Regions from separate parts of the Homo sapiens genome. Here region 2 is linked to region 1. A link is an interaction called in ENCODE POLR2A ChIA-PET data of the cell type or tissue named here. Cell type or tissue: PC-9. All regions are shown on one strand. Links, peaks and the distances in the headings refer to the core of each region. The heading gives the core; the rest is flanking DNA. Region 1 overlaps MTHFD2L (methylenetetrahydrofolate dehydrogenase (NADP+ dependent) 2 like). Region 2 overlaps LOC105377276 (a long non-coding RNA gene).

Region 1 (5,392 bases), core at 127-5,126:
TTAATATAGAGGGCAATTCAGGTTATCTAATATTTCTTGAGTGATTTTTGTAGCTTGTGCTTTGTACCTTCCAATACTTTGTATGTAATTATAAGCAAATCAAGTTAAAATAAAATAAAACTTTTGAGGTTTTTATTTTTCAAAGTAAAGTAACAAACTTTTTTCACTGTTTCCTATGAATTTCTGGTAAGGATATTTTATGAATTCATTTAAGTAGCCTTTTGGCACTAAGATAACAAGGATCTTTTATATTAGCAAATACTAAGAACTGCAGATACAGCAACAAATTCCAGCACAACTCATTTATAGGTAGTAGCAAATAAAACTTTCCATAAATCAATTTGTGTCAGCAATATTTTCTTGGGGTAGAACACTATTATAGAAGCAGATTCATCTGTTAAAAAAACTAGTAATCACCTAACACAGTAAGGAATATACATTCTATTTTAAAATATAAAAACATCTGAACTCTGTCTTGCATTTTATAGCATGTGAGTAGTGATGCTACTGCTGACACATTATTGATTCACTCACATTAAACAAAATAATTTGTTCACAGGCCACTGTGAAGCTGGCAATCACTGAGTATAATCTAGGCTAATTATGTCCTAGACAGTACAAATCTGCGTGACCTGGAGATTGTCAGAGAAGACCAATAGCATAAACTGATTCCCAGACTCCAAAGAGACAACCTGTATACAGATTAAACTTAACTGTACCGTGCATACTCAAGTCTAAGACTGTTCAGGGTTTACTTTAAATTATAGCACTGAGGTGCTAAGTCAGCTCGCTAACTAATTACAGCAGACATGATACAGCCTGGCTAGCTGGTGTTTATGGGTAAATTAGGAGTTAGGTCTCTGAGCATTTTCAGTAGCAACTGGCCCCTCCAACTGACTCCATCAGTCACCGTAGAGACTCAGCAAGCCTAGCTCTGTAGGAGTCACTGTAAGAGGCAAAATGAAGCAACCTCAAATTAATGCAGGTCCAATGAGAGAGTGCCTGTATTGGTCCATGTGCTGGAAGAACTAGTCAACTCACACATTCTCATTACTTTAGTGCATAAACAAATTAGATTTTTCAACATGAAAATTCTTGAAAAGCTAAAAAGGTTAAACATCAGCAACAATTCAAATGTTCAGCCCCTGAATAATACATCTCCTAAAATTTCTCTCCGGCTTGTCTTGATCTCCTCTAATCCATTTTCCATACTGCAGCCAGAGTGATTGTTTTCTAATTTAATTACAGCACCTCCCTGGTTAAAACTCCCCACCACATGCTCATTGTTTATTCACTTAACAAATATATATTGAAAGTCTCCTATGTGCTGAAAACTATTTTGGGCACTGGGAATATAAATAATAGGGCACAAAACAATTACCTACTTTTATGGAAACTATATTCTAGTTGAAGAAGATATAAGCAAATTGAAAAACAACAAGTATTTAATATGTGTAACATGAGGCAGAGAAAGGACTTATCTGAGGGCCAGAGTTATTTTACATAGGTGGGTTAAGATATCACTTCTCTGATAAATCAGGTGACACGTGGGCAGAAATGAATGAAATGAGTCATGTAGATTTCTGGAAGAAAAGCATTCTAGGCCAAGGGAAGGGAAGAACAAGTATGGAGGCCTTTAGCAAGGAGCATACCTGAAATCTTTGAGGAATAGCAAGAGGCCAATGGTTGCAGTGGAAAGAACAAGTGAACTAGGGTAAGACATGAAGTCAGAGAAGGAATGGGACATCAGATTATATAAGGCCCTGCAGGCCTTTGAAAGGATGTTGGCTTTTACTGTGAGACACGAAGCCATTTAGAGATTTTGACGTGACTTTCACTTTTAAAATAACTGGTGAAAATATGAAGGATAGACTCTATGAGATCAAGGGGAGAAGTGGAGACTCCAGCTAAGAAGCTAGTGTAGTATAACAAACAAGGGATCATGGGGAGTTAGGCAAAGGGGTAGCCATGGAGGTGCTAAGTAGTCTGATTCTGAATCTATTTTGAGAGTGGAACCCTTGGGAGTTACTGAGATTGGGTGTAGGATATGAAAAAAAGAAAAACAGAAGGCAAACATGACTCTAACATTTCTGACCTGAGAAATTGGGGGAAAAAGTTAACTAAAATCCCAATCCCCTATGGGTTACACACTTCTGCATGAGCTACTTTAGCCTCACTGTTAAAGAACACTGTGCTTAGTGAGTCGCGCACTACACACCAGTCATATTTTAATTCATGAACTGCACCATGTTCTCTCCAGATCTTCAGATATAATATTCCCTCTGCCTGAAACACTCTTCCTTCCCTTTCTCACCTCTCCAACCACTTTGCCAAGTCTGTCCCACACATTGCTCAAGTCTCAGCTTATAAAACACTCTTGTGATGTTTTCCCAACCCTGTACCCTGGGAATCTGCTGTGAGCTCCCACAGTACCTGGTTTTTACCCTTTTGTAGTATTTTAAATCACTGATATTGTCTAGTTGTCTACCTGTGTTCTCTGGATAGGCAGCCTGTAGCTCTCCATTTCTTTATGTCAATTATTGTTAATTTTGTTCTTTTTGTGGTGCCAGGTTTCCCTAATGGTTCACAAGCCTGTGGCCTTTCATTGCTGTCTATCGCTTGAAGAAGTAGGCGCCTATTCCAGTCTTTCTAAACTGGCTTCAGCAGGGAAAGCCCTTCACCAGTCAGTGGATCTAGAGATTCTTGATGGGCCATCCGGCATGGCCCATGGGTGGGCTTGCTGCTAAAGCCCTTGGATTAGTTGGCAGGTGATGCCTAGGTCAGCAGGTGGTGGGCCTAATGCTTCAACTCACAGGGGGCTAATCCGGTGCATGGGTCCACTGGGGTGGGCTGTCAACTGGGTATATAGGAGTAGTCCTGGAGCCTTGGTCTGCAAATACAGACCTGAAGCCTAGGTTCATAGGGGCCATCCTGGCACTGGGGTAGGTCTTGAGCCTGAGTCCATGGGGACCAGCCTGGCATTGGAATGGGTCTGGTCCCAAGTCTGTGGGGACTAGGCTTGCCCAGGGTCCTCTGGAATGGCCCTGGTACCTAGATCTGCAGGGGAAGACCTGGTACCTAGAACCATGGGGTTGGGTGCAGAGTTTGGGTCCCTGGGGATAGGCTTGGACCTGAATTAATGGAAGCTGACCTGGTACTGGGGCAGGCTTACAGTGTGGGTCCATGAGTTTCTACCTGATGCCTAAGTCTGCAGAGGCTCAGCTGGAATCTTTGGATGCTGCCCTGGCATTAGTGCAGGCCTAGAGCCTGGGTCTGCAAGGACTGGCCTACAAGCTGTGTCTGTGGGGGCTGGCCTGGCACTGGGATGGGCAACACTTGTTGCATTTTTTTCAAAAGTTGTTGGTCATTATTAATCAACATATTCAACAAACAGACCAAATGGGAGTAGGGACACCTTCAGATTTAAAGTTTTTAGTGAATTGTAATCAGTGAAACCAAAGCTTACAAACAGAAACCTTATCTCTTCAAAAGGAAGGGAAGAAGTAAACTAATTTAAAAAATCATAGCTCAAACAATGCACAAGTAATTTTAATTTCTGTCCTTACAAGAGAAGACACAGAGACACATAAAAAGGGAAGTGAAGACAGAGAGGGAAGACAACCATTTAACAACAGAGGCAAAGACTGGAGTTATGCAGCTGCAAACTCCTTAGGAACACCAAGGACTGCTGGCAATAACCAGAAGCTAGTCGACAGAGTGTGGGCCTACAGATACTTTGATTTCAGACTTCCAGCCTCCTTCCACTGTTTCCAGTGTGAAAACAGATTTCTGCTGTTTCAAGCTAGCTAGTTTGTGGAACTTTGTATACAGCAGAATTAGTAAATAAATACATCTATAATAGCAATTTTAAATAGTTCAATGTCTGAGAATAATCTTCTGATGGAACTCATATTTTTTGTTGAATAAAATTTCCTGGAATAAATTACCATTTTGTAAAACATTGGAATACAATTGAGAAAAACTTTAATTTTCCCCTATCTAAATATGGTAAACTATTTTTAAAATCATACACAAAAACAACTTATTTCTTTTATCTAAATATTTGTCAAAGAAAAGTACTTTGAAAAGATACACCAACATAGCACCTGTGAAAATATTTAGGCTAAAATATCTTCCCATTTCAATGTGCAAAATGTAGAATTAAGACTGTTCCATTTAGCAGTTTATGTGGTGTTTCAGCATCTATAGAGACAGTACCTTTAAAACTAAAATAACCATTGTCTAAAGCAAAGATTCTATTTGCAACTGTTAAGAAAATTGCAGAAAATTTAATTTTAAAATTAAGCACAAGGGCCGGGCCTAGTGGCTCACGCCTGTAATTCCAGCACTTTGAGGGGCCGAGGCGGGTGGATCACGAGGTCAGGAGTTCAAGACCAGCCTGACCAATATGGTGAAACCCCGTCTCTACTAAAAATAGAAAAATTAGCTGGGCGTGGTGGCATGCACCTGTAGTCCCAGCTACTCGGGAGGTTGAGGCAGGAGAATCACTTGAACCCAGGAGGCGGAGGTTGCAGTGAGCCAAGATCACACCATTGCACTCAGCCTGGGTGACAGAGAAAGACTCTGTCTCAAAAAAAATAAACAAAGCATAAGATCTTATTAACTTTTTTCAGAAAATTATCAGGATCAAGGTGTTAAAAGATACAGCTAAGAAACTGATTCAAGCATGTGAATATGCACCAGGAATAATTGTTCATGCTGAATGTTCATGTAATATAAATTTTTATTTTAACACATAAGGATATAAATTATCTTTTAAAATGTTAATTTTGAAAATGGTCTGAAACTATTCTATAAGTTCACTAATATATTTGTAAGCCAATAGATATTCCAAATATATAATTTTCATTACATTCGTGCCCCTTTTTACTCTAAAAAATGTGCTAGTTTGGCCAAAAAAATTACATAGTGACCTTGCCATTAATGCATATCAAAAATAAAATCCATTTGACCCCTTAGATATTGTTTACATGATGTGCCCTGTCATTACTTGCTCAGGTGGTTTCCCACAAAGGCAGAAATGACCTTCCCCTAAAGGCAAGAAAAGGTGCCCTCCCTTCCAAAAGCCCAGCCTACTGCTGGGCTAGCCACGAAATGTGGCTTCATCAGGAGGCAAAAATTAAAGAAGGGAGGTGGTGGCTAGTGAGTAGCAGGGCAGCACTATGTAGTACAAACTACTCACCTGAAATTAGAAGTCCTGAGCATCAGAGCTCTGGGTTACCATTAGTAGCAATAATAAAGTTAGGCAAGTCACTTAGCTTCTCTCAACGGCATGCAATTTCTTCATCTATATAATGGGAATACTCTCTTGTTGACCTTACATTACATAAGAGGATTTGGCTAAAAGTTCATGGGCTGGTTTGCAAAAGTG
Region 2 (5,392 bases), core at 304-5,303, 190 kb before region 1:
ACTCACTAAGTGGTTCAAAATATATTTGGTGGCCAGCCACTGTGGCTCATGACTGTAATCTCAGCAATTTGGGAGGCTGAGGCAGGAGGATTACTTGAGCTCAGGAGTTTGATACTAGCCTGGGAAACAGTGAGACTTTGCCTCTACAAAAATGAAAATAAAAAAAATTAGCCAGGCAAAGTAGCACATGCCTGTAGTCCCAGCTACTCCGAGGCTGAGGTGGGAAGATCACTTGAGCCCAGGAGGTCAAGGCTACAGTGAGCCATGATTATACTACTACACTCTAGCCTGGACAACAGAGTAAGACCCTGTCTCAAAAAAGTAAAATAAAATAAAATATAAATATATCTGCTTATTTATTCCTCAAAATAGCCCTATGAAGTCAGTACTCTTTTATTTCATTTTTTAGATTAAAGCAAAAAGGATTAAGAAATTCACCCAAGGTTCTTTAGCTCATAAATCGCAGAGATGGGATTCAAACCAGGCAGCCTGACTACAGCATCTATACTCTTTGCTATCATATTATATTGCTTTAGCGTGTAGCATTAAGTGCACCTAAAGTTCAAAGTTTGTTACACATATGATCCTCTCATTTTTTAAGTTAAAATCTGTGTTTCTGGAGTTTTTTAGTCTCAGATTAATTGCAAAGAACATTCATATTCCTTTGCAGATAGTTTTTAATTTTTTCTGAAAAAGAAATTTATATGTTGTTGTCTTTTTATCAAGAAGAAAATCATGTTTGCCAATCTTTCAGTTTCCATCGCTAAAGCATTTGCTAATTACACTTTTTTATTGCTCATTGTGTTTATGAAAACCATTTTATTCTAAAAATGTCACAGCGAAAATGACATCCGTGAATTTCATCAACATAATTCTCTTGAAAATTACCCAGTAATCACAAAATATTAAAAGGCCAGATAGTATTTGATTTTAGGAACCTAGATGATTCTGAAGCTGCTGCTTGTTATACTTGCCATGAGTTGCGCCCTAATAATAGAAGAACCTCCCCTTCAGCCACTTATGCAAACCCACACAGCAGTAATTTATACACATAGTGATGATGAATTAGGAATGCAGCTATACCTACTTAAAGGACTGCTTTTTCATGTTTTATGTTTAGCTAACACCTAGTTGCATATAATTGTATGTTTCCTTCTCCTTAAGCAACATTTAACAGTTAAAATGCTAACTTTCAAAAAGCCATTCATTCAACATTTTATGTCTCATGCAACCACAAGACAGCCATTTAAATGCATATATTTAATTCGAGGAACTTTGCATTTTACTTGTCAATCATTTACATGATTATTTCATAATCATATGTGGATTTATGTGGTTTTTACAAATATTAATGTTAATGTTCTTCTCAGATGTAGAAAAAGGATAAAACATACATAGTAGACATTTAAACTTGAAATCTTCTTGTCTTTCAATCTCCTTAAAGATATCTGAATTACTTCCTATATCTAAGATTCAATAAGCAGTACCTAATTTATGCAGACTCTGGAGGTAAAATACGCAGATGACTGAGTGCAATGCCAAAAAAACTCCAAGAATTTTTTCATGATTAGTATGTTTTTCTCTGTTTATCACTACCACCAACAGACAGTAAAACATTGCTAGTGAATGCAATAAAACAATAGCCATTAAAGTCTTTATTACTTGTAATATATATTTGAACTTAAATAGCCCCCAATAAAATTACACTTAAGTAAGATTATGTCTTCTAGGGCATCTTACTCTGTAAGGGATTATTTGTGTAAATTATTAAAATTTTATTGTAAGATTTATTGGACTCTGGTTCTCACCTGTGGATACATTTTTAAATCATTTGGTCAGCTTCAAAAATATATAATTATATCTGGGCCTTACCTTTCCAGGATTCTAATTCATTTGGTCCAGAAAGAATCCCAAATCAATGCAGCTTTACAAGCAAACAGCTTTAGTCTTAACTAAAACACGGAAAGATAAAGAATATTGAACTATACATTCTAGATTCAAGCTCTCGTCCTGACTCTGAAAATAAATTGTTACCTGATCTTGCATAGGTTATTTAACCTCTCTGAATCAGACTTTTCTTATCCTTAAAATGTAGGCTTGAACTACATGATCTCTAATCACATAGCTTACTTGGTACCACATTAAGAATATAGAACCACAACTTCATTATTTCTTGACCTGTATGTGCCTTTAAACATTAGGCAACCTTAGGCAAGTGTGCAAAGGTATTGGCTAAAATATTCTAGAGTGATAGCACAGATAATGTCCTCAGGATATGGAAAAATTATACATCTTATAAACAGGTTTCTCCGGTTTTCTAAAATCTTGACTTCATCTCTCCTAAGATTTTTGCTCAGGCTTTTTTTTTTCCTTTTTTTATGTTCCTCCCTTTGCTTAAAACATATGAATCATGAACTCCACAGAACACAATATGAGGATTTAGGAGCTAGAAAATCCAGATCCTGCTGAGGATTAAGAAGTCAATCTTGTTGTATGACCCAAACCACATTCATAAAGAAAGTTTCAATTTTTCTGATGGGAGAAAAGTATATAAATTGAATATTCTAAATACCAGAAAAGAAAATAATCAGTCAAGCCAAAAAGACACCAAATTAATAGTCAGAAGTCCTAGGTTTGAATCCTGTCTCTCACCATTTCTGAGTCCCTTGGCCTTATGACATTGAAACTATATTAGCCTCATCTCTACACCTTGCAGATAGTTGCTTCTGTCCTTCATGGGACTCAAATAAGATTATGTTTAATGAAAGAGTGAGACAAAACTATAAGATATAATCATTGACAATAATACATATCAGATATTTGTTTAGGGCCAGGAGATACAAAAGAGTTAAAAATAGTAAGAGTAGTCATGATAGCGCTGGATTCTCAAAGGAGAAGGAGGTGGGTGTTCCCAAGAGGAAGCATAGGCACCAATAGCAGGTGGAACAATGACGTCAAAACAATAGGAATGGAGGAAAAGATGTGGCAGTAATGAGATCACCGGTAACCTTTCAGGAGAAAGTTCAGAAGCATAGAGAGGATATAAGTCAAATTACAGACGTATAAAATCATGTATTTCTTCTAATTCCAAATAATCCGTAAGTGAGGATGGATATGAGTGAGCTTCAGAATGAGGACATTTACGGCCTGGGCCTCTTGTAAGTTGTCAAAGTGTAAGTGTAAAAATCAGGTAGTAGAGATAAATCATTCTTCCATGTGGGCCTTTGTCTAACCTACGATATATTCAGATGAATGGGATAGAAAAGCTACTTATTGTAAATCTTACTATGACATGCATACTTACATTTTTCTATTTAATTTGAAAGAAACATCAAAAATAATTTTCTCTAATACTACATAGCAATTATAAACATTATTTCTACTTAAGAAAAATATTCTTGCACATTGCAATAATGAGATTAGGAACAACGTGATTCTCTAAGATTCTATACTTAATATTACATTCAATCCTTATTTAAATTTATTGGTCTCTCTTCTTATTCCTTTCCAATCTACCTCAATTTTGGGGGAAAAACTTTTATCTTCAGTGAGGGCTAAAAGGTGAGACTGAGAAACAAATATGAGTCAACGTGCTCAGTGTTAACATGGTGCTATGGAACTTGAACTGATTTGAATCTCAGAATGGCATATCAGAAAAATGATGAAATGAAAGAAAATCATTCTTAAGGCTTCTAGACTCTACTTTCAAGTGTCTATGTCTCTCTCAGACTATAAATCCAGCCTCAGAATCCCTCAAAATGCTTGACATCTCACCAGTCAACCCCACAAACTTCCTGGAACACCATTAATTTTCCTTCCTTTAAAGACATCTTCCAAAACTCACTTACATATAACATCCAGTTAACTTTCCACCTTTGTACCAGAAGAAATAATACTTTAGATCCGTTCTTTCTGACTCAGTGCAACTGTATTCTTAAGAGTATATGAAAAAAATGAAGTTAAATGAAACTCCAAATCTCACCAACAGAATATCTAAGTTTTATGTAAAGTTTAAGCCAATTCCCTAGAGGCCATCTGTGTCCTACCTAGATGACAAGGTGTGTCTTTGGACTTGGAAAACATATATCCCATGTACCGTGGGTCTCCAAAACAAATGGTTGTTCATTTATAGCTACCCTTCTCTATATAGCTACCTGTAACGCCAGTCTCGTGAACATTAGAGCACTCAAAGATGAAACTTTCTGCTCTTTGTTAACACATCTGCTGTACAAAGGTCTCTGGAAGCTCTGAGAAACCCTGACCCTCCAGAATCACAGGTCAATAAAATATATTTAGAAGGAAAAAACTAAATCAAATCAATAGTACAACAACAAGGTAGGATTTTTTTTTAATGTTAGAGGGTAAATTTGAGGGTTGAAGCCTTGGGGTTATATAACATTTCCACTTTTGTGACTTTTGAATTCAAAATATTTTATATGACACTTGAGATCAAGTTAATTGGTACTTTTGCTTATTTCTTGTCCTGGTCAACTCTCAAATTAGTCTCTACTTAAATACCACTTCCTTCAGAAGTCTTCCCTGATCTTCCTGGACCATGTTAGGTTACTTGACTGATAACCTTGCATTACATTTTGGACTTATTCTATCAGAACACTTATCACTTCTTCATATATCTATTTCTTTGCTTCTCCCATTAAAAGGAAAGCTCTAGAAGAAAGAGATAATTCTTTTTTTTATTTATTTTATATTCTTGGTACTTAACATGGTATCTGACACACAATACATGCTCAATAAATATTTGGTAAATAAATTAATTGGTAAATGTCTATTGACCTCACTGATCATTTTGCACCATAAAATAAATATATAAATAAAAAACAGGCCAGGCATGGTGGCTCACGCCATGATCCCAGCACTTTGGGAGGCTGAGGCAGGCGGATCACCTGAGGTTGGGAGTTTGAGGCTAGACTGACCAACATGAAGAAACCCCCATCTCTATTTAAAAAAATAACAGAATTAGGCGGGCATGGTGGCACATGCCTATAATCCCAGCTACTCGAGAGGCTGAGGCAGAAGAATTGCTTGAACCCGGGAGGTGGAGGTTGTGGTGAGCCAAGATTGCGCCAATGCACTCCAGTCTGGGCAACAAGAGTGAAACTCCATCTCAAAAAAATAAATAAATAAACAGTAATTTTGGAGGCATTATTTAAGTACCATGTAAAGAAAGTAAGCTGAGAAATATCTTTTATGAGTACTTTTTGTTCTTAAATCAGAACTTAAGATGTTGTTAAATATAGTAGCTTTTTTCTATATCCTCTGACTTTTTATATTAACTCATTTACCACATTGTTCTTCATTGCCATTTCTTAAAAAGAAGACTCCTTCTTCCTGGTCCCTCTTCATGTATTCTTTATTGACTTGCTTCTTACCT

The links. Peaks named below come from ENCODE experiments on the same cell type or tissue, not always from the same donor. Only the 100,000 strongest peaks of a DNase experiment are listed, where the experiment ranks them.
Region 2: POLR2A ChIA-PET joins it to region 1 with 9 read pairs; 2 of 35 experiments call an interaction of 5 or more read pairs at or near these places.

The regions. Positions count from the first base shown.
Region 1 is chr4:74,164,576-74,169,967 of GRCh38, reverse strand. All of the region lies in intron 1 of MTHFD2L (methylenetetrahydrofolate dehydrogenase (NADP+ dependent) 2 like), which reads right to left. Among named protein-coding and RNA genes, the nearest start is that of MTHFD2L, 9.2 kb to the right of the region's middle. RefSeq lists an enhancer at 5,053-5,182. In PC-9, for the core only: no CTCF peak of the experiment used is centred there; no DNase peak of the experiment used is centred there.
Region 2 is chr4:74,355,115-74,360,506 of GRCh38, reverse strand. All of the region lies in intron 1 of LOC105377276 (a long non-coding RNA gene), which reads left to right. Among named protein-coding and RNA genes, the nearest start is that of EREG, 7.3 kb to the left of the region's middle. In PC-9, for the core only: no CTCF peak of the experiment used is centred there; a DNase peak (open chromatin) is centred at 2,296; H3K27ac peaks cover 973 bases.